Regions from separate parts of the Homo sapiens genome. Here regions 1 and 3 are each linked to region 2. A link is an interaction called in ENCODE POLR2A ChIA-PET data of the cell type or tissue named here. Cell type or tissue: GM12878. All regions are shown on one strand. Region 1 overlaps PPARGC1B (PPARG coactivator 1 beta). Region 2 has its middle 50 kb from the start of PPARGC1B. Region 3 overlaps PPARGC1B (PPARG coactivator 1 beta).

Region 1 (8,000 bases), 130 kb before region 2:
CCTCGATTAGCACTTATCATTCTCTGCTATCCCCTGCCTCCTTTTATCAGTATGTTTTTAAATTGTGGTAAAATATAAATAACATGAAATTGATTAATTTTTTTTTTTTTTTTTTTTTTTTTTTAAGAAAGGATCTCACTCTGTCGCCCGAGCTGGAGTGCAGTAACATGATCATGGCTGATTGCAGCCTTGAATTCCCGGGCTCAAGCAATCCTCCCGCCTCAGCCTCCTTAGTAGCTAGGACTACAGGTGCACACCACCACTCCCAGCTTGCTTGCTTGCTTATCTATCTATCTATCTATCTATCTATCTATCTATCTATCTATCTATCTATGGTAGAGATGGATCTATCTATCTATCTATCTATCTATGGTAGAGATGGATCTATCTATCTATCTATCTATCTATGGTAGAGATGGATCTATCTATCTATCTATCTATCTATCTATCTATCTATCTATGGTAGAGATGGATCTATCTATCTATCTATCTATCTATCTATCTATCTATCTATCTATCTATGGTAGAGATGGATCTATCTATCTATCTATCTATCTATCTATCTATCTATCTATCTATGGTAGAGATGGATCTATCTATCTATCTATCTATCTATCTATCTATCTATCTATCTATGGTAGAGATGGATCTATCTATCTATCTATCTATCTATCTATCTATCTATCTATCTATCTAAGGTGGAGATAGGGGTCTTTCTGTGTTGTCCAGGCCGGTCTCAAACTCCTGGGCTCAAGCAGTCCTCCTGCCTTGGTCTCCCAAAGTGCTAGGATTATAGGCATGAGCCACCATGCCTGGCCCATTTTAAACATTTTTAAGTGTGCAGTTCAGTGGCATTAAGTACACCCACATTGCTATGCAGCCATCACCACCATCCATCTCCAGAACTACCCCCATTACTAATTTATCTACTTGTTTACTGCTGCCTCCCACAACTGGCAGCTCCATGTGAGCAGGGGCTGTGTCTGGGTTTGCCTTGTTGCCCACTGTATCCCAAATGCCCAGCATAATGCCTGGCACATAGTAGGTGCTCAATAAACATGCGTTCAAGAAACAAAATGAGTGTCTTGTAAAGGGTATAGGACCGTGTACAAAAACAAGAGAGCGCAACATGTGCATTTTTTCCACACAGCCCCAAGACAAGACCAAGCTTCCTGGCAGCCTCAGTCACCAGATAACAATTTCAGGTTTTGTCAAAGTCTGTGGGGGGCAAAAACGCTGAGAGTTCAGTTTCTTTCCTGGTTCCAGGCCCCTCTACAAGGTCAAGAATGAAGATACATGATCACACAAACCACCTGACATCAACACTCACCATTTCAACACATCAGCTCTACCGAGAGCAACATTTTATCAGTTGCTGAAGGGCAGGCACAAAAATAGACTGCAGGGATCAAATGCCATCCTCAGCTGCTCTCTTGACTCTCAGGAGTGAAAGGCCCTGGCATCCAAGGACCCCAGGGCCTGGGGACCTGAAGGCAGGGGTCAGCTGTTCCAGTAGTTCACAGAAATTGGGAGGTGGAGCTGGGGCTGGAATTAGGGTGCCTTACACATCAAAATACTCAGTCATCAAGGTAGATCATATTTTAATGCAATTTTAAAATTAATGCAAAATATCCACCCAAGATTAACAAAATACCAAAATTCTAAGTAAAGGTGAGGTCAGTGGTGCCAATTTTTTCCCTCTTGCCTCGGTTCCTGTAGGGCTACGCATGGCCCCGTTGCTGTTTCTGCCTTTGTTTTAAAATTGGATATTTTGTTCAGCATGGATATTTATATCAATTATTTTTTAAACACTGATATAAATAGGATTGATCTTGACGACTGAGTTTTTTAGCATCTCCTTAAATTTTGTGCCAGAGCCAAGTGCCTCCTTTGCCTTACCTTAGCCCTCACCTGGGCGGGATTAGATGGAGAAAGTTACTGTTCATGCAGGTGACTAAAATGGGACCATGTCTCGGGTCACGCCATTTAGTGGGGCCTCAGTTTCAACATCTCTGCAATGGGGCCCATAACCTCCTAGTTGCTGTGGAATTGCTCCAGCCCTCATGAGGTATTTAGGAAAACTGTAAAATGCTTATAAGAAACTCTCCAGGAACTGTTATTAAATTCTTCTCAAAGATGGTGAATGGCCTGCCAGGATGGGGGGTGGCATTCAGCTTTGAGGTGAGTTACAAAACACGTGCCCTATTTCTAATGAAAGGAGTGAAGTTAGTGAAATGCATCGATTTTGCTTAAGAAAAGAAAGAGACTGGAGCAGATTCCTGGTTCTTCCTGCAATCAGGATGTCCTCTGGCAGTCTACTCGCTGGAATTCTGACCTTGGTCCTGAGTCGGAAGGAAAGCAAAGGGTGACTGTTGCTCATGTCACACGGCTGAAGGGGCGACCACTGACACCCTGCTCATGAGCTGGCAGGTGCTTCCTTTCCTTGCCATGTTGTGTGGGATTTCCTCAAAATTCAGATGTGCCTAGGGACATGCCAGCCATCCTCCTGTGTCAGGAGGATGACAAAGTACCTGACTTTGGGAGGACAGAAAAGTGCTGGACTGCTGATAGTTTTATGACATGGTGAATGGACTTAATGCCACTGTTTTGTACTTTATAAATGGTAAATTTTAGTCTGAGCAACGTGGCAAAACCCTGTCTCTAAAAAAAAAAAAAATACAAAAATTGGCCAGGCACAGTAGCGTATGCCTATTGTCCCAACTACTCTGGAGTCTGAGGTGGAAGGATCACCTGATCCCAGGAAGTTGAGGCTGCAGTGAGCTGTGATGGTACCACTGCACTACTCTAGCCTAGATGACAGAGCAAGACCCTGTCTCAAAAAGGAAAAAAAAAAAGGGTAAATTTTATGTTAGGTACATTTTACCACAATTTTTTTTAAAAAGTTGGCCAGGCACAGTGGCTCAAGCCTATAATTCCAGCACTTTACGAGGCCAGGGTGGGTGGACGGCCTGAGGACAGGAGTTCGAGAGCAGCTGACCAATATGGTGAAACCCCGTCTCTACTAAAAATACAAAAATTAGCTGGGCATGGTGGTGGGTGCCTATAATCCCAGCTACTCGAGAGGCTGAGGCGGGAGAATCGCTGGAACCCAGGAGGCGGAGGTTGCAGTGAGCCGAGATCACACCATTGCACTCCAGCCTGGGCGACAACAGCGAAACTGTCTCAAAAAAAAAAAAAAAAAAGTCCCAGAGACCTAAAAAAACAAAGTGTCCCACACACTCCATCTGGAGGTGTTTTCTGGGGTCCTATAGTGTCCACGTTCTCTGGTTCTATTTCCGCATCTCCTGCCCTGGCTGGCAGGAGAGACCGAGGGAGCAGGGCCAGGGCTCAGCTGAGAAGCCCTTTTTCTTGTAAACACTGTTATAAATAACCCAGAAAGAGGTAGAAAGGGGGTCCTGGCAAGAGAGTGAAGGTCAGGCAGCCCCTTCATGGCATTTAAGGAAATGTCATGCTCAACAGGGCAGCAAGATGCCAGTGCACACCTTCAGCCCAGTGCTGCCTGGAGCTGACTGCCGCCTTGCTGTCATGCCAGAGCCCCCAGGCAGCACTCACACACCCAGGATATGCAGCCCTCTCAGGTGGCCGGCTCCTGGGGTTTATGAACAGACAGGGGACCCTCAGGTGGGTGGACAGGCAGTAGGTAGCTGGCGATTCCCCCTTCCCAGTAGGCTGGGGGCCTCGGCAGGCCAGAGCTGAAGTCAGTTCCCCAATAACCCAGGCCAGGACTCCACACCAGCCTGGGCTTGTCAGCCAACACATGACCAGGCCGAGGGAGAGATGACTCAGCAGTGCTCGGCCCACAGCTGCCCCTGCTGCTGCACAGCGTGGGAGCTGGAGGGGCCTCACAGCCCATCTGGTCCTGTGGTTCCCACACTGGGCTCCCTGGGGAACCCCCACAGCTCCACCATGGCCCTGGGCTTTGAAATGGGAGGAATTATGAAAGAGTTAATTAGGTTTCCCATGTTTATTAACCAAAAGTCATATAGTGGCAACCCATCATATTCCTATTTAACCAGAGTGAATTTAACATTATGTGATTGGCAAAAAAGATAAATAGGCCAGGCGCAGTGGCTTACACCTGTAATCCCAGCACCAAGGTGGGTGGGTCAGATCACCTGAGGTCAGGAGTTCGAGACCAGCCTGGCCAACATGGCAAAACCCCATCTCTACTAAAAATACAAAAATTAGCCAGGCGTGGTGGTGCACGCCTGTAATCCCAGCTATTCGGGAGGCAGAGGCAGGTGAATCGCTTGAACCCGGGAGGCAGAGGTTGCAGTGAGCCGAGATCATGCCACTGCACTCCAGCCTGGGGGACACAGTGAGACTCCGTCTCAAAAAAACAAATAAATAAATAAATAGCCATATTTCTATTTCTTTCTTACACATTAGAAGTAGGGTGATGTATCTTGCATGTGAATTCTCTATTTGCATAAACTCATATACACGTACCTATTTTCCATATACACTACTTTGTAGGCTATTTAAGGACCCTATGATAGTTAATTTGACCCAAACCCCAGACTAAGAAACCACTCCCCAAGTCCATGGTATTTACCACTCAGGGTGTCTGAGCAGCCTGTGAGAATCCAGCAAAGTGGGCATTCCCCATGTTATCTATGTGACTTTGAAAGAATGGGGAGGGGAAAGTTCTCCACACCTGTTAGTACCTTTGAGAGTCTTCCTGGGTTCCAGAAGCCCAGGCAACATCACGAAGGAGGAAGCTCCCATCAAGAGGGGCAGGGCTTGCCCACCATGCCCAGCGAGCTGGAGGCAGAGCGGATACCAGGGCTCATCGCTCACTCTCCTGCTGAAAACCCTCCCCTGACTTCTCATTGCCCTTGACTAAAACCCGGAGTCCTCAGGGGCCGAGTGCAGCTGGAGCCTGCCTGCTTTCTCACCACCTCCTGGACTCTCCCACCCTCCCTATACAGTAGGCATGGTGGCCTTCTTCCTTCCCATGGAACACAACCCTCTGTCTGGGGCTGTCCACCTGGGACACCTCCCCCAGGTCCTGGGGCCACCTTCCCACTGTTCAGTCGCAGTGAGAGAGGCCTTCCCCAACACTCCAATCCTTCCACTCACGGGGATTACATCACTGTGGGTTTTTGTTTTTGTTTTTTTGAGACAGCGTCTCACTCTGTCGCCCCAGCTGGAGTGCAGCGGTGTGAGCTCACCTCACTGCAATCTGTCTCCTGGGTTCAAGCGATTCTCCTGCTTCAGCGTCCCGAGTAGCTGGGACTACAGGCATGCTCCACCACCTGGCTAATTTTTGTATTTTTGGTAGAGATGGGGTTTCGCCATGTTGGCCAGGCTGGTTTCAAGCTCCTGACCTCAAGTGATCTACCCACCTCAGCCTCGCAAAGTGCTGGGATTATAGGTGTGAGCCACCGCACCCGGCCGCATCACTGTGTTTTAAGCATAGCATGGAACCAGGGACCATCCGTCTCCTCTCCAGAATATAAACTGTCCAAGCACCTGGCCTTGTCCTTTGCTGAGTCCCAGCACCTGGAAAGGTGCCAAGCACTGAGTAGGTGCTTACTAAACCTTTGCAGGACGGGAGGGTGTGGGGTGGAGGCGCAGAGGCACTATTTCCCAGGACAGTTTTGGCATCTCTGCCTCACACTATCGTGAAGGCTGCAGTCTCTCTCACACTAACCCCCCTTTACCGGGGGTTGAGGGGTGGTTTCCTTCCGCATCCATTTATTCCCTTATGGAAACTCCTGCCTTTCCTTTTCCAGTGGGTCAGATGATGAGAAACGCAGACCCACAGGCTCCCAGATAAAGCTGGTGGGAAAGAGGTTCTCTTTGGCCCCAGCAGGCTCTCCTTGGTCATGTGGTCAGTGAGGGCCAGAGGCCAAGGGAAGCCAAGGAGGCCTGCTGAGCAGACCACCACTCGCTCAGGTCCTGCAGACTCGAGGCTCTGGCTGGCCTCCTAAGCCACAGCTGAGCCTGCCTTATGTAGAAGTGCGTTCCAGAGCGAAGAACTGGGCGAGTACAATGAATCTGTGTCAACTGAATCACACGTTTCCACACTCCCTTCTTCTCAAGTAATAGGGATGTGTCCTGGGGTGGGGGTGGCACTGCAGCAGGCTCCCCACCCCTGGGCCTCCTTACTGTGTGCTAATGACAGAATAACAGGCACCTGAACTAGGAAAGGGGGAAAATCAGATGCTTGATTGCCACCCAGGACTAAGAGAAACAGGCAGGAGGCGAGGAACTCTCTCAATGACAGAACAAGGAGGTGTTTTGTCAAATGAAGCCCCTGCCATACGCACATGTAAGTACCACGAGAACCCACTTTCCTGCCCTACTAGGTTTCTCCCACTCTACTAGGACTGGTGGGTCTCAGGGCTCATAAAAATCCTTTATGCTGTAAATTAGATATTCTCCCATTTGACACTCACAACAGGGCAGAGGTTAAGCCATTTTTCAAACAGGAAAGCTGAGGTTCAGAGAGGGAAAGTGAGCTGCCTAAAGTCACAGAGCAAGTCAAAGACAGGACCAGGACTAGAATCTCAAGACCTCTGAGTCCTAGTGGAAGCAATAGTAGAGAACACTGGATGGGGAGTCACAACCTGAATCCTCTGTGCTAATAGTATGAGATTTGGGACAAGTCCCTCTACTTCTCTGAGCCTCAGTCCCCCATATTCCAGCACTGGTCAACCTCAGAGAGCAGACAACCAGGGCCCTGAGACATGCAGGGTCAGCACGTGGGCAGGGTGGAAAAGTGTCAGGTGCCCCATCAGCAATTCCTAAAAAGGAGGAAAGACAGTGGAGGGGGTGGAGGTGGTGTGGATTGAGGGCTGGTGAACCCTCAAGTGGGAGAATCCCTTAAGTGGCAAGTGGGAGCTCTGCTGGCTCCTCCCTATGCTACTCATGTTGTGGTCCATGAACTAGCAGCATCAGCCTCTCCTGGAGCTTATTAAATACCGCAGCCCTTCACACTCATCCCAGACCTCCTGAATCAGAATCTGCATTTTAACAAAATACTCAGGTGATTCATAGGCACATTTAAGTTTGGGAAGCCAAAAATTTTAAATCGAGTCAGATCCTTATCATGTGACCATGGATGCAACACCTGAGTCCTCCCAGCCCCAGCTGCCCCATCTGTAGAGATAAAGCTGTGTATGCCTCACAGAAGTGTCATGAGGGCTCTGTGTGATCACGTATGCCAAAAGCCTAGCCCAGAGCCCGGCAGGTAACAGCTGTCCAAACTGTTAGCTTCCTTCCTTCTCGAGAAGCCAGAAGGAAGGAGGCTTCTGCCTCCATCCCAAATCCTGCCTGCACATCTGGGAGGGGAGGAAAAGACCCCCATGGGGCCACAACAGATGGGGACAGGGTGGGAGCAGAGGGAAAGGAGGAGAGGAGAGGAAGTCAAGAAGAAAAATAAAAACAAGCAGCAGAGACCATCTGAATCCCGGGAGGCAGGCAACATGCAAAGCCCAGAGACACAACCGGTTCAGCTCACGTCGCAAATTGAGTGCTGCCAGAAGCCAGCAAGCCAGGAGGGACGGAGGAGCGAGGGCCACATGGCTGTGTCCTTTCAGACCGTGTAGGACAATGCTCTTCCAGACCAGCTCTGAACTGGTTCCTGAGGTCAGGGCAGACACTACACTGAGGGTCACTGGAGCAACCAGACAGAAGCTGGGGCCTTGGGCCAAGTCCTGAGAAGGGTCAAAGTGAACTGGAGAACACTTATCCAGAGGACCGTCAACCAGAGGAGCTCGGGGGTCAGGGACGGGGCGGTGCTGAGCTGTGTAATCTTGGCCAAATGATTTAACTTCTCCGGGTCTCAGTAAAATAGGGTACACCCACCTGCTTAGGGTTCTTATGAGGATTAACGAGAAGGGCTTCACATAGTGTCTAGTGCAAAGTAGATACTCAAAAGACAATGGCCATCAGTGAGATTACTACACAAGAGTCCTTAAGCAACTACAGCTGCAGCCTCTCTGGGTTGCTGGGCCTTCCTGTAGCTTCCT
Region 2 (8,000 bases):
ATGAAGACTGACCGCAACCCTCATACATTGCTAGTGGGATTGCAGAATGCTGCAGCCTCCCTGAAAACAGTTCGGGAGTTTCTTATAAAGTGAAACCTTTATTTAACATATAATTCAGCCATCTCATTCTTAGGTAATTTCCCTAGAGGAATGAAAACTTACATGCACACCAAAACGTGTACACAAATGTTTATAGCAGCTCTATTCACAATCACCAAAGATTAGAAGCAACTCAAATGTTGCTCAATGGGTAAGTAAACTGTGGTTTGTCTACTAGACCACCACCAGAAACCTACTCAGCAGTAAAATGGTACTCACCACTGATACATGGAACAACTGAGTGAAAGAAGCCAGTCTCAAAAGGTTATGTGTTGTATGATTCCATTTACACAGCATTCTTGAAAGACAAAGCTAGGGCGATGAAGAGCAGACCAGCGGTTGCCAGGAGTCAGGGCTGGGAGAAGGGCGTGACTATCAAGGGCAATTCGAGGTAGTTTTTTGGACAGATGGAACTGATTTATATCCTAATTGCAATGGTGGTTACACAAATCTACATATACGTTAACATTTGTAGAACTGGCCGGGCACAGCAGCTCACACCTCTAATCCCAGGCTTTGTGAGGCCAAGGTGGGTGGATCACTTGAGCCCAGGAGTTTGAGACCAGCCTGGGCAACATAGTGAGACCCTATCTCTACAAAAAGTACAAAAATTACCTGGGCATGGTGGCAATCACCTGTAATCTCAGCTACTCGGGAGGCTGAGGTGGAGGATTGCTTGAGCCCAGGAGGCGAAGTTTGCACTGAGCTAAGATTGCACCACTGCAGCAAGGCTCTTCAAAAAAAAAAAAAAAAAAATGTAACACACACACAAGTCAATTTTACTGCATGTTAATTGTCAAAATAAGAAAAACAAGTCATCAGTGGTATTGTCATTCCGACTCAGCCACTCACTCCCAGCCTCTCTTTCCTCCCTTTTCCTCATTCTCTGCAACCAGAAACTCCTTAAAGAATAGGCACTTCTACCCCCCAAATATTTGAAGACGTCCTTAATAACTTGGCTTTGTTACTTTTTTTTTTTTTTTTGAGATGGAGTGTCGCTCTGTCACGCAGGCTGGAGTGCAGTGGCGCAATGCACGATCTCGGCTCACTGCAACCTCTGCCTCCCAGGCTCAAGTGATTCTCCTGACTCAGCCTCCCATATGGCTGCAATTACAGGCGTGAGCCACCACACCTGGCTAATTTTTGTATTTTTAGTAGAGACGGGGTTTCACCATGGTCAGGCTGGTCTCAAACTCCTGACCTTGTGATCTGCCCGCCTTGGCCTCCCAAAAGTGCTGGGATTACAGGCGTGAGCCACCATGCCCGGCTGGCTTTGTTACTCTTAATACAAAGGTAATTTTTTTGGGGGGAAGAAGTTAAGGGAGGGAGAAATCATAAAAGAAACATGTGATGTAGAAACAAACGCCCTCAGGAATCCCACCCTCCAGAATGAGCTGCTTTGGAGGAGCTTCCACCATGACCATTTCAAAGCAATTTTATGCAGCTCTTTCCTCACAAGGTTTAGAACTCATAGGGTCGGATTTACTCCAATGGATTCTTCAGGTAAACGAGGAGGGCCTGGGGGACCATGACCTTAAAGGGTTGACATCTGGGACGCCAGCCCATCCTCACATCAAGTAACAGCATTTCAAGGTTGGATGGAGTCTTGGGGTAATCTAGTTCATCACAGGCCATGCAGTTCCTTCCTCTCTCTCTCTGTCACCGCCCCCAGGGAGGCACTGTCTCTCACGGTAGCATCTTCCCCTCAGCCTCCCTCCTGCTCTGCACAACGGCTGCTACATCCCATCAGCCAAATGCATTTGAGATCACTGGTTCAATCATCCAGTCAACGTTTGACAAATCATTCATTCATTTGTTCCTTCCTTCCTTCCTTCCTTCAAAAGTACTTACTGAACACTTACTATGTGCCAGGCACTGGGCTAAGTTGCAGGAATATCTCGGTGAACAAGATAGACACGGTTCCTGCTTACATTCCTTTCAGAGACAGATACCATAAATTCTAACACACATTTCCATAACAACTGTGCTAGAGCCTGTAAGACAGAGTTACATGGCGTGGTGAGACTGAATCTGGCCAGGTCAGGCTTCTCTGAGGAAAGAGCTATTAATCTGGGCAGGAGTTGGCCAAGTTCAGCGCAGAGGGAAGGGCATTTGAGACAGATGGAACTGCGTATGCAAGGGCCCGAGAGGTCAGGGTGGCTCGACCTCTGACCAAGCCATTGCTAGTGGGATTGCAGAATGCAATTGTGGGGACACAGCAGTGGACAGGGCACAGTGAAAGTTCTCCAGGGAAATGTTCTGGGGACTCTTGCCACTGGCCTTGAGCCTTTCTTTCCTGTTCCCTGGTGGGTCCTTCATCTGAAACAGAACATTTTCCGTAGAGGCTCAGAGTATGGGATCTGGAGTCAGACTGTTATAAACCATCTCATCTGGGCTCCATCACTGACTATGTGTGTGCAAATGGCAGCAACTTAATCTCCCCAGGTCTCATTTTTCCCACCTGTAAAATGGGTATGAAACTATAACATGCGTTGTTGTGAGGATTAAGGGAGATAATCCACATAAAGTCATGACCACAATGCCTGGTACATCAGCAGTGCTCCATGCATGGTAGCTAGTGTTGTTATTATTGTTCTTATTAATATTTTCAGAGGCACCAGGGTCCTTGACCCTGGAGGTGCAGTCTCTTTATGGCTAAATATGGAGTTAACACAGAGCCAGGGAGGGTCTCCCAGCCCCTGGATTCCTAGAGACAAAAGTCTGGGCAATTACTCGATTGGAACATTCCATGAATCCATCAAGTAAGTTTTGGAAGTGGACTTGTGTTTGTTAGTGACACAGACAGAAGAGTGGAGGACAGCTAAGACCCAAGAAGATTTCTTAGATGACAGATGTGTGCTGCTAGTTGACATCGGCTCCCACTCCCCACCCCGCCTTCCACCCCAAAAACTGGACTCTCTTCCAAAGGATTCCAGCGATGCTCTCGGTAAGGAGAACCCCACTAAGTATTCTCTGGGCTGAGGAGTCACGGGTTCTGCCTTCCCAGAAAAGCACCTTTGCTCCACTGGGAGAATGCCTTTGGACTGATAAAGACTCTCTGAGTCCAGTTATGGGTAGGAATACTGCAAGGAGGTGAAGCTATTTTTTGCCACATGCTCTATCTCTCCAGCAGGCACAGTGACATTGCCCAGGATCCAAATAGCCCTAGCTGTAGAAGGTCATGGAGTTGAAGGCTAGAAGGCTTGGCTCTTCCAGAGCCAGGGTGGGGGGTGGGGGGACTATTTGCATCACCACTTGGGGGAGTCCTAAGACCTTTAGCTGTCCCCCCACCTTCCGTCCCCTCGCCCCAGCCTCAACCCACTGTCCACAGGACTCCTGTGGAACCCATTCCCCCCTGGGCCCAGAGTCTGGTGGCAACTGTTTATTTTTAGCCTTTGATTCCCCAAGAATGCAAGAGTGGGTGCTTGTGGAGCAGGGGAGGGAGGAGGGAGGAGGAAGAGGAACTTCAGGGCTTGGAGGGCCAAGGAGGACATAGCCCAGCCCAAGCCCAATTTCAACCCTGTGACAGCCTGTGGCAGGGTCAGGGCCAAGTCCTCGCCCTTCTTGGCCCACCCAGCTCAGGACCAGGTTGGGCTTATGCCTCCCTGTTCCCCTTTTCTTCTTCTCTGAAGGCCCTAGAGACTCATGGGCTTTCCGTTCCTCTTTTGAGCCACCCCCATGCTCTCAGTCCTCTGGAGTTCTCATTCTCAGCCACAGTGGGTGCATCACAGGACTCCTCAACACTTCCCTTCCTCCTGCCTCTGAAAAGACATCTCCCCAGCCCATCTCCTTTTGCCTGCCTGGCACTATAGTAGGCACTTAATACATATGGGTAGACAGAGGCTGTGTTTCATTGCTTCTTCCCATAGGCAGAAGGCCTGAATAATGGAAGAACCAATAAGAGGAAGTTACAAAGGTTTAGAAACTCTTACCAAACCCTTAAGTCATTGTCCCTGACTGCCTGTTTCCTGAGAAGTTCCCTGGCACCCCCAGGGCTCATCTTTGCCTCTGTGATCCTGAAGGAGATGCATTTATTCTTCCTTCCTCTTCCATTCTACCTTCAGCCTTTCCTTGGTCCTTCTCTCCAGGATACCTAGGCCCTGCCCCACAGCCTACATGAGAGTCTGCCAAAAGGGAAATGGGCAGGTCGTGCTGGCTGAAATCCTGGCTCCAAGACACACGAGCCGCGTGACCTAGGGCAAGCTGCCCTGGCCCCTGCAAGAGATCATACAGCTCTCTTGGGGGTTGCTGTGAGGTCTTGGAAGAATGTGCATAAAATGGCTGGCAAACAGTAGGTGCACAATGAGTGGTTGTTATTGTTATCATTTAATAAAGAGTGCAGAAAAACAAGCCTTCTTTTTTAACATCTACTTTCACTCTATACCTGATCATTCTTCATGTTGGTATCATGCCTTAATATGTTACAAAGCACTTTCTCCTCCATTAGCTCAGCTGATCTCCACACAACACCTTGAGAAGGGCCAAGTCATTGTTGTGGGATTTTTGTCCCCACTATACCGATAAAGATATTCAGGCTCCAGGGAGATGTAGAACTGTCTTGCTCATCATTGTGTGGACAGCACCTAAAGCAGGGCCTGGTCCACCGCAGGTGCTCAAAACAGAACCGAGCAAAATCCTGTTGAAGAAATGGCCTATACAATGTCACCCTACAGCCACCTACCCTTTCCTCATCAGTAAAATGGGAATTAACACTGCAGGACATCAAGTTACGACTCTAGAATTCAGCTACATGTTAACAGGCGGCAGGGGGTGAGGCATGTGTATCCACACCCTCTCCCCTTCTTCCCAGAAGGGAGACTGCCTTGGTCTTTCAGGAGAATAATTGGGAAATGCCTTTGACAGGAAGATGGGTATAGCTCATTCCCTGAAGATCCTCAGAACAGACCATCCCTGTCCTTGCGTCCTGGTATTTTGGTTTCTTCAGCTGGGAGCTGAATTTACGAGAGAGAAGAGGGGCCTGAGTGTGTGCAGTCATGGGAAGCAAATTCCAAGGAAGAGGGAAGGGTTCCAGAGTAGAAATTATGATTCCCTCTAATATTGACACCTTGGGGAAAAAGATTCTGTTGCATTTGGAAGAGATGGGGTGCGGTGAATGAAAATTTAAGGGAAAATTAAACTATGTGCAATCTCTTTTTAGGTGAAAAATAATTTCAGTAATTTAGGGACATAAAAATCCATTATGTATAAGTTGATTTTCTCTGCAAGTTATCATAATCAGTATATTACATTTCAAAGTGTAATACTTCAGGCAATAATTATAAATCTGTGGTTTACTTTTAATTTGGTGATTTAAAAAAAACAAATGGAGCTATAGCTATTAAATTTTAGGGAGTCTCTTCAGTTTGCCTGTTGATTAAAAGCAGAGGTCACCCACGCTTGACTTCAGTAAAGCCTCTAACATTTTGAGCGCTTGGGGTTTAAACAGAGATCATACATCTTTAGGAAAGTTGCTGAAACTATAGGAGGGAAAATCCCCAACTCACTGATAACAACATTTGTCTCTTGGAATTTACGTCACCCTTCTAAATGTACACTTTATTTGTTAGAGACCATAAATCCTATTTTCCCTTAAAATAATTTGCAATGCTTTTATATTCTTGGAATTCGTCTCATTATATTACAGAAAGGAAAAATGGAAGAAATAATGATTAAAGCTGATATTTTTTGAGCACCTACTATGGACGATACTGTTTGAAGGACTTTCCATGCACGCATTTATTTAATTCTTAAAACAGTTCCCCAGTTCCTCATAACATAGGTACCATTATTATCCCCATTGGAGGAAGTGATGTGACTTGCCTAATGTCCCATGGCTACTAAGGGAAGAATCAGGATTTGTGTCCCCGTTGAAAGCAAAGTGGTGGTGAGCTAGGGTGGACATTAGGCACTGGTCAGCCCTAATGTTACCTCTCCAGAGTGAACTGGAGCAAACCACCCTCCTCCAGCTGCGCTGTCCCATGGAACCATGTGGAACCCTCTCGTTCCCCGGATCCAGCCCCAAAGGGAACATTTTTGTGACTTAGGTAACTAATGAAAGCATACCAATGCTCCTTAAATATTGCTTTAGATTTTTGAACTCAGAGCAATTTTAAATGCCTTAAACTTTCATTTTAAAAGGATTCATTCCTTAAGACTTTTTTTAGATTAAGAGGTCACAGGGGCAAGAAAAAGCCAATTTCCAACTCACTCCCAATTCCATATTTTGCAATCATGCTCTAAGGAGTCTGTCTGGGGCCTTGTGAGGAAGCTGAACGTTAAGATTACATTCTGGTCCTTCCCATTCATTTGTTTCTTCAACCATCCTTATTAAGCACAAGACACTGCAAAAGGTGTTGGGCACACCAGTGAGAACAAGGCTCTGTCCTCATTCAGCTTACCTTCCAGGAGTAGGTGACAACTGGCAATAAGAAGTAAACAAAGAGAGAGATTCAACTGTGGTGACTGCAGAAATGCCCTGAAGGAAATCCCCTGTTTCACAGTCTGGCAGTGCCCATGCTGGTCAAGCTCCCGGGCACTGGGGCCTGGGGAGTGGAGTAGGCAGGAACACACCCACCAACATCAAGATCGAAAGTTTGTAAGAGGAAGCCCCCAGGAACGGGAGCACTGAGTTCTCAGTCTTGCAACAACAGCAACTCCCCAGGCCACAGAGAGGTCGCTTCCCCTTGGCGACCAATGCCAGACTGCCCTGCTCCTGGTGCTCAGGAACTGTACTGAGTACCAAGCTGACACCGGCGACAGCCTCACATTCTAAACCTTCCTGTGGCTTCAGTTTTAGACACCACTTCAGGAGAGCAAAGTATACCTAACAGTGTTTGGACAACTTATGTTTTCTTATTTTTTTATTTTTTATTTTTTTTTGGAGACGGAGTCTTGCTATGTCACCCAGGCTGGAGTGTAATGGCACAATCTCAGCTCACTGCAACCTCCACCTCCCGGGTTCAAGCGATTCTCCTGCCTTAGCCTCCCGAGTAGCTGGGACTACACGTGCACACCACCATACCCAGCTAATTTTTTTTGATAGAGATGGAGTTTCACCACATTCATCAGGCTGGTCTCGAACTGTTGACCTCAGACAATCCACCCACTTTGGCCTCCCAAAGTGCTAGGATTATAGCCATGAGCCACCATGCCCGGCCTTGAATATTTTATCTTTGGGGAGATTTGCTTTTCAGGCTTAATTTCTTTTATGAACCAAAAAAGTTACTAGAATGAAGTGGACACTAACCTTACCCCACACTGCTAACTCCCACCTTCATGCCCAGGACCCAGTGGGAGGATCAGGGTGGAGACTGCCTCCTGTTGTTATTCTGACAATAAGGAATGTCCCAAGAGGCCCCAGGGTTCCTGGAGCCCTTTCCCATCCTGGATGTCAACGAGTCCTCACAACTGGGAGGAGGAGGACATAAGTGCTTACACACAGTTTCAGGACTCCAAACCCAGTGCTCTTTTTACTATCCAAGTTTTTCCCAACCTTCTGTCATCTGAGTCCTCCCCTCCTGTTTTTTGCCATAGCTCTAGACCACTTGTACCATTATTTACTTAATATATGTTTAAAAGTGGTCTATTTTCCCCCTTAGCTTAAATGCCTTAATGAAAAATGAAACTCGATATCACTGCCATAATTGGAAACTTGATATCACTGACCATAAATGGAAGGCAGCCATAAAAATACATGCAATGAAATGTTATCAAATCCCAGCTAGACACTGTTGCCTGCTGAAGGCTCTGAGACTGAGGCTTGCTCTCTCTTTATAGAAAAGGGAGGTTAGTAAATGTCAGAGAGGTGTTGGAGAGTCTAGCACCCATTCAAGGCTTTCTCCTTGAAGAACTGAAGGGGAATTGAGAAAGGGATGAACTTTTCTGCCAGGTGAGTCAACTCT
Region 3 (8,000 bases), 97 kb before region 2:
AGGACAAAGGACAGCCAACCTGTCAGGTGACCATGCACCTGCCCTCTCATATCTCCCATGACAGGAAGCTCCCTACTGCCCAAGGCAGGCCAGCTCATGCCATCTTTCATTCAGAAAGCTGCTTCTTTTTTTTTTTTTTTTGAGATGAAGTCTCGCTCTGTCACTCAGGCTGGAGTGCAGTGGCACAATCTCGGCTCACTGCAACCTCCACCTCCCGGGTTCAAGTGATTCTTCTGCCTCAGCCTCCCAAGTAGCTGGGATGACAGGTGCCCACTACCATGCCTGGCTAATTTCTGTATTTTTAGTAGAGATGGGGGTTTCACCATGTTGGCCAGGCTGGTCTCAAACTCCTGACCTCAGGCGATTCCCCCGCCTTGGCCTCCCAAAGTGCTGGGATTACAGGCATGAGCCACCGCGCCCTGCCGGAAAGCCCCTTCTTAGCTCGAGCCAGAACTTCCCCTTCTGACCTCCACTTACCAGTGCCACGCCTCTCCCGTGCCAATGTTTGCAGGTGGCCTGTTTCCTCTGAGCTGCACACCTCTACTGCCTCCACCCATGTGGAAGAACACCTGCTTTACAGTCATCCTGCTTTTGATTCTGTTTTCTCTGAGAGCATATCTGTTTGGCTACTTTGGTGACAGAACCATCTCCTCTCTAGTTCTAGGCCCCAGCTTTCTATTAATGTGCCTAATGTTTAAAATTATCAATAACTTTTTGAGATTAACTATGCTTCACATTATCTAACCGCTGACACACAACTACCCCTCCACTGCCAAGGACCTGCAAAACTAGAACAACAGGAATAACAGATCATCAAATCAACAAGGGCCTTAGAGACCTTTAGTTCAAACCTCTCACTGTACACATGGGGAATCCGAGGCCTGGAGAGGGAGAGGGACCCTGTCTCAGGTTCAATGCTGAGACAGTGGAGAGCTGGACATCTTCCTCCCAGACTGGGACTGTGCCCACTAAACATTAGTTAAGGCTTGATTTGAAATCCTGCACCCAATTCAAGGTCAGGAGAGCCAACGTGGGTCACACACTGAGAGCTGGTGACCAGTAAGGATGAGAATCTGAACCGGCCAGGCCTGGGGCCAGGTGGTCACACGGGGCTCTGGCTGCTCATCCTGCGCTGGAGCCTGTGCTCTGGGTGTGTGGGTTTTCGATGCTCCAATCACACACGGCTCTGCTCCCGTCTGTCTCCCAGCTCCCAGACCCTGCAGCAGAAACAGGCTTTGTACCTGTGGGCCTAGGAATTCATCCCAGCTTTCTCTCCTTACACTCCCCTAGGTGGAAAGCCCTTTCACTCAGACCTCCTTTCAGCATCTTGGGCTGAGGACACAGTCAATCACTTGCTGCCAGCCAGAGGGTATTAGGAAATGAAAATGACACCAGCAAACAGGAGAGATCTTGTGCAGACCAAGGCCAGGGGAAGGGGCTGGGAAGGGGCTCCATCTACTCCTTTCTCAATCATGGAGCACTAAGCCTCTCCCTGCATCCCGGATACATCCTGGGCAACCCCAGCACACAGTGTCGTGGGAAGGCACAGGCATGCCCTAACCTTGCCACCTCCGGAGGCCTCTCACATCTTCCTCCCCAGCACACCTGTGGCCTCCTCTTGGAACCCCTCCAGACCTTTTCAAATTCTCTTTTTTGCCAGGTAGTCTCAAAAGTCACTCCTGGAACAGGCTTCCCTGTTGCCCCCTCCAGCTGACTCCCATTATTTCCTCCCTCCCTGGACTTCCCAGAGCATGTTGCTTTTTATCTGATTTGTCTCCTTGTTTCTCTCTCTCTAGAGAGCTCCAGGGATGCAGTGGCCTGCTGGTCTTTTCACTGTTGTATCCTTAGTGTGTGCTATACAGTAGATGTTCAATAAAAACCTCCTGAAGGCATGGATGTTGCAGTGGTGCCTGAAGTGGTCCAGCAACACTTTGTGAAGATGGGGGTTTCAAAACTTGGCCTTGAGGGCAGAAGAGGCAGCCCCTCCCCCAGACGCAAAGTGCCCATTGTATTTGTTACTGAGCAGCACTGAGATCGTGCCAGGCATGGTGTATGCACTCACCCCACTGAACTCTAACAAGCCTCATCCCCATCTTATCAGTGGGAAGACAAAGCCAGAGAGGCCTGGCAATCTGAGACAGTGCAGCCAGGCTGTAGCAGAGACCAGACTCAAAATTCAGGACTCCTTTCCATGGGCTGCACTCAGATTCAGAGTCTGGCTGGGGTCAGATCACGATGGGCCTTTGGTGTCCCGAGGAGTCTGGACTTTGTCTCAAGGAGTCTCCTCCTTCTGAGGAGTCTAGTTTTTGTGACATTCAAAAACTAGGCCTTATTGGGAGTAACAGCTTTCTAGGGCTCCCTAGACACTGGTCTGTGACGAAACTCCCTCTCAAACACAGATGCTAGGCATGGGTCATCTCCCCTGTGAGATATTTCTAAAACTTTCTGGATAATCTCTTTTTCTGGAATCCTGGAAAAAAGAGGATGGTTTTATGACTACACACACTCCATAAAACTTTCCTTTTTTCAAACAATGAAACTGAGGCCATGAGTGCCAGGTTTTATCTGTGGTCACCCAGCCACAGCCAAGCAGTGACAGATCCTGTGGCCTGGGGTGCTGGTAGGGGAGCTTGGGCAGGAAGGGGCGTGAAGGGCTGTGACTTGCAGGAGGGGTGAGCCTTGCTCTATGAGGGCCCACGACGCCAAGCCCAGGCTATGGTGGGAGCTGAGACTGCAGCTCATTTATTCTAAGGAAGCCCTTGTGACCATCAGAGCTGCCCAATGGCAGCCGCAAGCAGCTGTGGGAGGTCATGAGGACTGTGTGGCCACTACCTGGTGGGATGGCAGGGATGCAGGTACTCTCCATGAGACAGTCCTGAAGGTCCCCAACCCAGGGAGCCCAAGAGCCCCGCTTCTGCTTGGAGCCTCCTCTCCCTGCCTCTGGAGTCTCTCTGGCCACTGGAGGGCTAGGCTAAGTCAGGGAAGCTCACAGACCTCTTCTCCCATCACGGAGTTGCAGACTGGCGGGTAAGAGACAGACAGACTAAAGCCTTGCCAGGAACCCAGGCCTCCTCACCACTCTTGGGTCAGGGGCTGCCTCCCTTCTGTCATCCCCTCCAAGACAAAGCACCTGCTGAGACCCAGCTGATGCTGCTCCATGGATACGAGCAGCCAGGTACTCTGTGTGTGTGTGTGTGTGTTGCTGCTCCATGGAATGTGAGCAGCTGGGTACTCTGTGTGTGTGTGTGTGTGTGTGTGTGTGTGTGTGTGTGTGTGTGTGTGAGATGCTGCTACATGGATATAAGCAGCCGGGTACTCTGTGTGTGTGTCTGTGGGGGGGGGAAGGGGGGCACTGCTACATGGATACAAGCAGCCGGATACTGTGTGTGTGTGTGTGTGTGTGTGTGTGTGTGTGTGTGTGTGATGCTACATGGATATGAGCAGCCGGGTACTCTGTGTGTGTGTCTGTGGTGGGGGGGGAGGGGGGCACTGCTACATGGATACAAGCAGCCGGATACTGTGTGTGTGTGTGTGTGTGTGTGTGTGTGTGTGTGTGTGTGTTACAAAGACAGTTTTTAAATCTCTACTTCCAAGTGTCCCCATCTTGGGAAGCTAGAGGCCCTGGGTGGTGTGGTTCTCATGGGGAGAGAGGACCAAAGAAGGCAAGATGTGAGGATGCTGGGGGAGGGGCCGGCTGCCCGGCAGTTTCCTTAGGAGACCCAGTCTGTAAAAGGAGTGAAGAGGCCTCTGGGACCCATGAGGGACAAGGCAGCCACTTAACTCTTCCCTGCCTGCGTGGGAGGGTGGCGGAATTTCCCAACACACTCCTGAGCTCAGAGCCAGGCAGGCCCCCTCCCACTCCTGATTGTCAGCACCACTCAGGCCAGGCCTCACAACCGGGCAGGGGCTGCCAATGGCCCAGGGGGTGGTGGCTTTTGGAAGGAGGTAGGAGAGTTTGGGTGGTGGGGGGAGGAAGGGAACAGGTTCTGCAGACAGAGAGCTCAGCAACCGTGGCATGTGTTTCTGGACTTCCCTCTAAAGTTTCCACATCTGTAAAGTGGGCAGAGCATGTGTGGTGAGCAGGGGTCTTTGTCGGTCTATGTGTGTTTGGGAAAATTGAGAAAATGACTCTAAAGCCAGGGCATATACTAAGTGCTTTTGATAAATCGTAGATGAAAAAAGCCACAAAACTGCCTCAGCAAAAACAAGAAGAAGAACAGATTCAGACTGAATTCTAGCCTCGCCTTGCTGCTTAAGGGAAACCACACTACCTTCTGAGGCTCAGGCCCAGCACCTGCACAATGGGAATAACCTCCTTCTTGCAAACTGAAAGGGCTCCCCACAAGGACATGATCATTAACAATAATGGAAGAGCTGGGCTGAGGGTGGGGAAGGACTCGGGACCAGGAACTGGGCAAGAGCAAGGGTGTGTACACACATGTGTGTGCAGAGTGCAGGAAGCCAGGAGAGCCTCTCCCTGTCCGCTGCCAACAGGAAAAGGTTACGGGGCCATTTCCATTGTCAACTGAGAACCACATACACAATCCTGCTCAAACTTGTCTGAAGCCCCAGAGCTAGCAAGTGGCAGAGAGGGGATGTGAATGTGGGGCTAACTGCTGAGGCCACAGTGCCTCCGTTACACTACAATGGTGGCCTCTGGGTGGGTCATTCCCAGGGCCCCAGATGTCTTCATTGCATCCTAGCTGCAGCTGACACCAACGACCCACCCAACTCTCATCAAACCAGCAACCACCTACACATGCTCTCAAGATCCCCTAGTTCAACGAATGCCAACCACAGCAGTATTACTGCCAGGGAGCATGTGGGTGTTCCACCTACCACAATGATTTGACTTGGAGATCTGGGATGCAAACTGTCCTGAGTGCCTGGGGCAGTCCTACACAATGCAAAACTGTCCAGCCTAAAAAGCTTTGGGGTGCTGCTGGAAGTTGAAAAAATAAAAATAAATAAATAAAAAAAACCTTTGGAACCTCTTTTGGGAAACGCTGCATAAGGCAGAATTTTTGTAGTGCAGATAGGAAAACCAAGGCCCAGAGAGGGAAAGGAATTTGCCCATGGTCTCATTGCAAGCTAGCAACAGAAGTGAGGCTATGGTTCAGCCCCTACTACTCCCAGTCCAATGTTCTTTCATCACCTACACTCTGCTGCCTTTTCTATGACACCTATTAGAGTTAGAATAGAATGTACAGGGGTTCAAAAAGAAACATACTTGTATGAAGAGAAAGTTAGTAACAATGACAGAGGAAAAGAGGTGGTATCTTGGTATGGCAGAGAAGGAGGTGGAGGGGAAGAGGGTTGGGCAGTCTATGTATTCTTGATGCTAACCACTAGGGGGCAATACTGGCTTTGGACAGCTTGGTTATGTCATAAGAATTTGTTAGGTCAGGGAGAGGAAAATGGAAGGACTTATTTCTATCCAATCTGATTTACTTTCTTTAGACAGTCCAGTGCACCTAATGCCACAACTCCCTTTATTGTTGCATGTGGAGAAAGAGAAGGGGGTAGGGGGTGAATTGGAGAAGGAGATCCAAAGGCAGAATCTGATCAGAAAATCCAGAGCTCAGATCCCTGAGTGCTTCCTGGCTCCCATCCTAGGACAGGGAAGAGTGTGGGCATCACTAGCCAAAGCCCCTACCACAAGGCATGCCTAGCTGCAGACTCAGCATGCCTTTCTAGGTCTCTCAGAAAATGTTTATCTCAAGTGTCAGCTTCAATTAATTGGGAGGACTACCTGAAGCCTTGTTTTGCAGTGGATTCTGAGGCCTCTTGGAGCTCAGGGGTAAGAGTGTGGAGACTGAATTCGTTCTGTCTGCCATGGGTGCTGAAAGGCGCATCTCAGCTCCTGCACCATCTCAGTCACGACCTTTATCCCTGTGGCCACATGCGTCACCCTACTGCATCCTCCAAGCAACCTGGGCGGCAGGCAGGGCAAGAATCACTGAGCCTCTGTGAAGGGAAAGAAGTTGAAGACCTGCAGGGCCACGGAAGCTGTCCAAGGTTACACAAGGCCGTGATGATAGTGGGGACAAGAACCTAGGCTCCATATCACCTCCTATTACCACTATGCCCTGCCCTCTCCAGATCCACAGAAAAATGTGCATTCTCAGCTGCCTCTGCCCCCACTGGGCTGTAGTTATGGCTTCTACAGTAACGCCCAGAGTAGGAGGTGATAGTTCAGCCATGTGGGGCTGGCAGGAGGCCTCCACAGTAGGGAGCTGCCCTACTCCACCCCTACACAACCCTCAGCTGCCAATGAACACAGCCCACCAAAGGGAGAAGGGGGAAGCAATTCTAGGTGGAATTGTGGAACCAGTTTCCCCTGCCTGCTGTGGCTGCAGCTCGCCCGGCTCTCTGGCTGTGGGGACATGCTGCTCCACTGAGTCCCAGATGAGCCCATCTAGATCCTGGGAAGCGCGAGTAGGGATAGAACCCAACCACTAGACAAAATGCTCTCAACTCCCAAAGCAGCAGCCTGGTCTCCATGACTCCCATGAGTGGATCCTGGAGAATCTGTCATCTTCTGAGAAGGCCTGAGGATCCAGCTACAAATGGAGTTCTGCAAGTCAGTATAGGGCCAGAGGCAGGAGGGAGAGGGGGTGAGGTTCAGGCCTGCCCAGCTGCCAGGTCACACATGGGGCAGGGACCTAGTCATTACAGGTCCCTAAAGCCCTGGCACCCTAAATAGAGACAAACTCCTAAGAGGTGTGGCCTGCATGCTAGATGAATGAATGAACAAATGAATGAATGTCAAAGCTGGGAGTCCTAGAGATCATCCCAATCCCCGCTAATGCTCGGATGTGATTATTGTGGTCAGGCCGGTCATCGTGGGACCAGAAGCCAGAAGGATTACCAGCGCCGCAGACCTCTACTGATCCGCTGCTATATGCCCGGCTCACTGCTAAATGCTATATGCCTTACCTGTAGCATCTCATGGCAACCTCACAGCACCCAGGGCTATGCCAGATTTTTAGCCCTGCTGTGCAGGTGAGGAAACCGGAGCCCAGTGCACACAGTCAGTAGCAGCAACACTAACTTTAACTCAGGCCCCGACACCCATTCTGTAAACTTCTCTACGACGGTGTCCCCTCACTAGGGGGGAACAGGGGACTCCACAGGCTCTCTGCCTCATGGCTGCTGCAAGGTGCCACCCCTGGACTTTCCGCTGGGGCTCTGATGCCCATGTCACCATGGCCTCTCCCCAAAGGGAATTCAGGTCAGAGCTGAAAGGGGGACCCAGGACAAGTACCTTCTTTGCTCTCTTAACTGGTGCTACAGTGGCCAAAGCAGGAGGGCTCAGGCTGGAGCCCTGAGGCTCACCACTGGACACCTGCTTTCTGACTGGCAGGTACAGGCTGCCATGCATCTGGGGACAGAGCACCAACATTCCAGAGAAATGCCAGTGGGGTGCCTGGCAGCAGAGGTGGGGCAGGCTGAGCCCCGCCCACAGTCCCCAGTTCTCATGAGAGTCACCAACACGCTGGGCAGCCAGTTCCCTCCTGAAGTTTGCACTCAGCTCCCATCTGAGAGGGATGGGAGCTGAGCCTCCCCCACGCCTCCAAGCGCTTCACCTCACACATCCATTTCCAGCACATGGCCACCCTGCCGGCCCCATCTCAGTCCCTCCCGCGGCCGCTCTGCCTCCCATCACCGTGTCTGTTAGCCTCCTCACATTCTCAGTGCGTAACTACACACTGATTTGGATATGTGATTTCCATCTGTCTGTCCTCCTCCTGACCCCTGTCTGTGAAGGTGGAGCTGCCTTTTGTGAGGAGGGACCTGGGAGGGACCAGGCTAGAACAGAGCAACCAGCCAGGCAGGGGCCAGGCTGAGACACACCTAAGAGTAGACGCTGCCTTGCCCCACTCCTGCCCACGGGGCAGAGCAGGAGCCGCAGGTGTCTTCCCCTGTGTAGGCAGCACTGGCTGAGGAGGGTCAGCTGCCAGGCTCACCCATGCACCAGCTGCACAAAACATGGCAGA

Evidence for each region. Peaks named below come from ENCODE experiments on the same cell type or tissue, not always from the same donor. Only the 100,000 strongest peaks of a DNase experiment are listed, where the experiment ranks them.
Region 1: POLR2A ChIA-PET joins it to region 2 with 5 read pairs; 2 of 35 experiments call an interaction of 5 or more read pairs at or near these places.
Region 3: POLR2A ChIA-PET joins it to region 2 with 5 read pairs; 2 of 35 experiments call an interaction of 5 or more read pairs at or near these places.

The regions. Positions count from the first base shown.
Region 1 is chr5:149,801,812-149,809,811 of GRCh38, reverse strand. All of the region lies in intron 1 of PPARGC1B (PPARG coactivator 1 beta), which reads right to left. Among named protein-coding and RNA genes, the nearest start is that of MIR378A, 73 kb to the right of the region's middle. RefSeq lists a cis regulatory region at 3,799-3,809 and enhancers at 3,732-3,876, 3,466-4,115, 4,767-5,576. In GM12878, no CTCF peak of the experiment used is centred here; DNase peaks (open chromatin) are centred at 3,831 and 4,701; H3K27ac peaks cover 5,723 bases.
Region 2 is chr5:149,676,658-149,684,657 of GRCh38, reverse strand. No RefSeq gene overlaps it. Among named protein-coding and RNA genes, the nearest start is that of PPARGC1B, 50 kb to the left of the region's middle. RefSeq lists enhancers at 3,845-3,894, 3,985-4,304. In GM12878, no CTCF peak of the experiment used is centred here; DNase peaks (open chromatin) are centred at 3,787 and 6,627; H3K27ac peaks cover 1,305 bases.
Region 3 is chr5:149,773,346-149,781,345 of GRCh38, reverse strand. The region is part of intron 1 of PPARGC1B (PPARG coactivator 1 beta); the gene reads right to left. Among named protein-coding and RNA genes, the nearest start is that of MIR378A, 45 kb to the right of the region's middle. RefSeq lists enhancers at 622-701, 3,713-3,892, 7,637-8,000. In GM12878, a CTCF peak has its summit at 5,365 (motif pointing right); DNase peaks (open chromatin) are centred at 525, 4,175, 4,705, 5,365 and 1 weaker place; H3K27ac peaks cover 5,750 bases.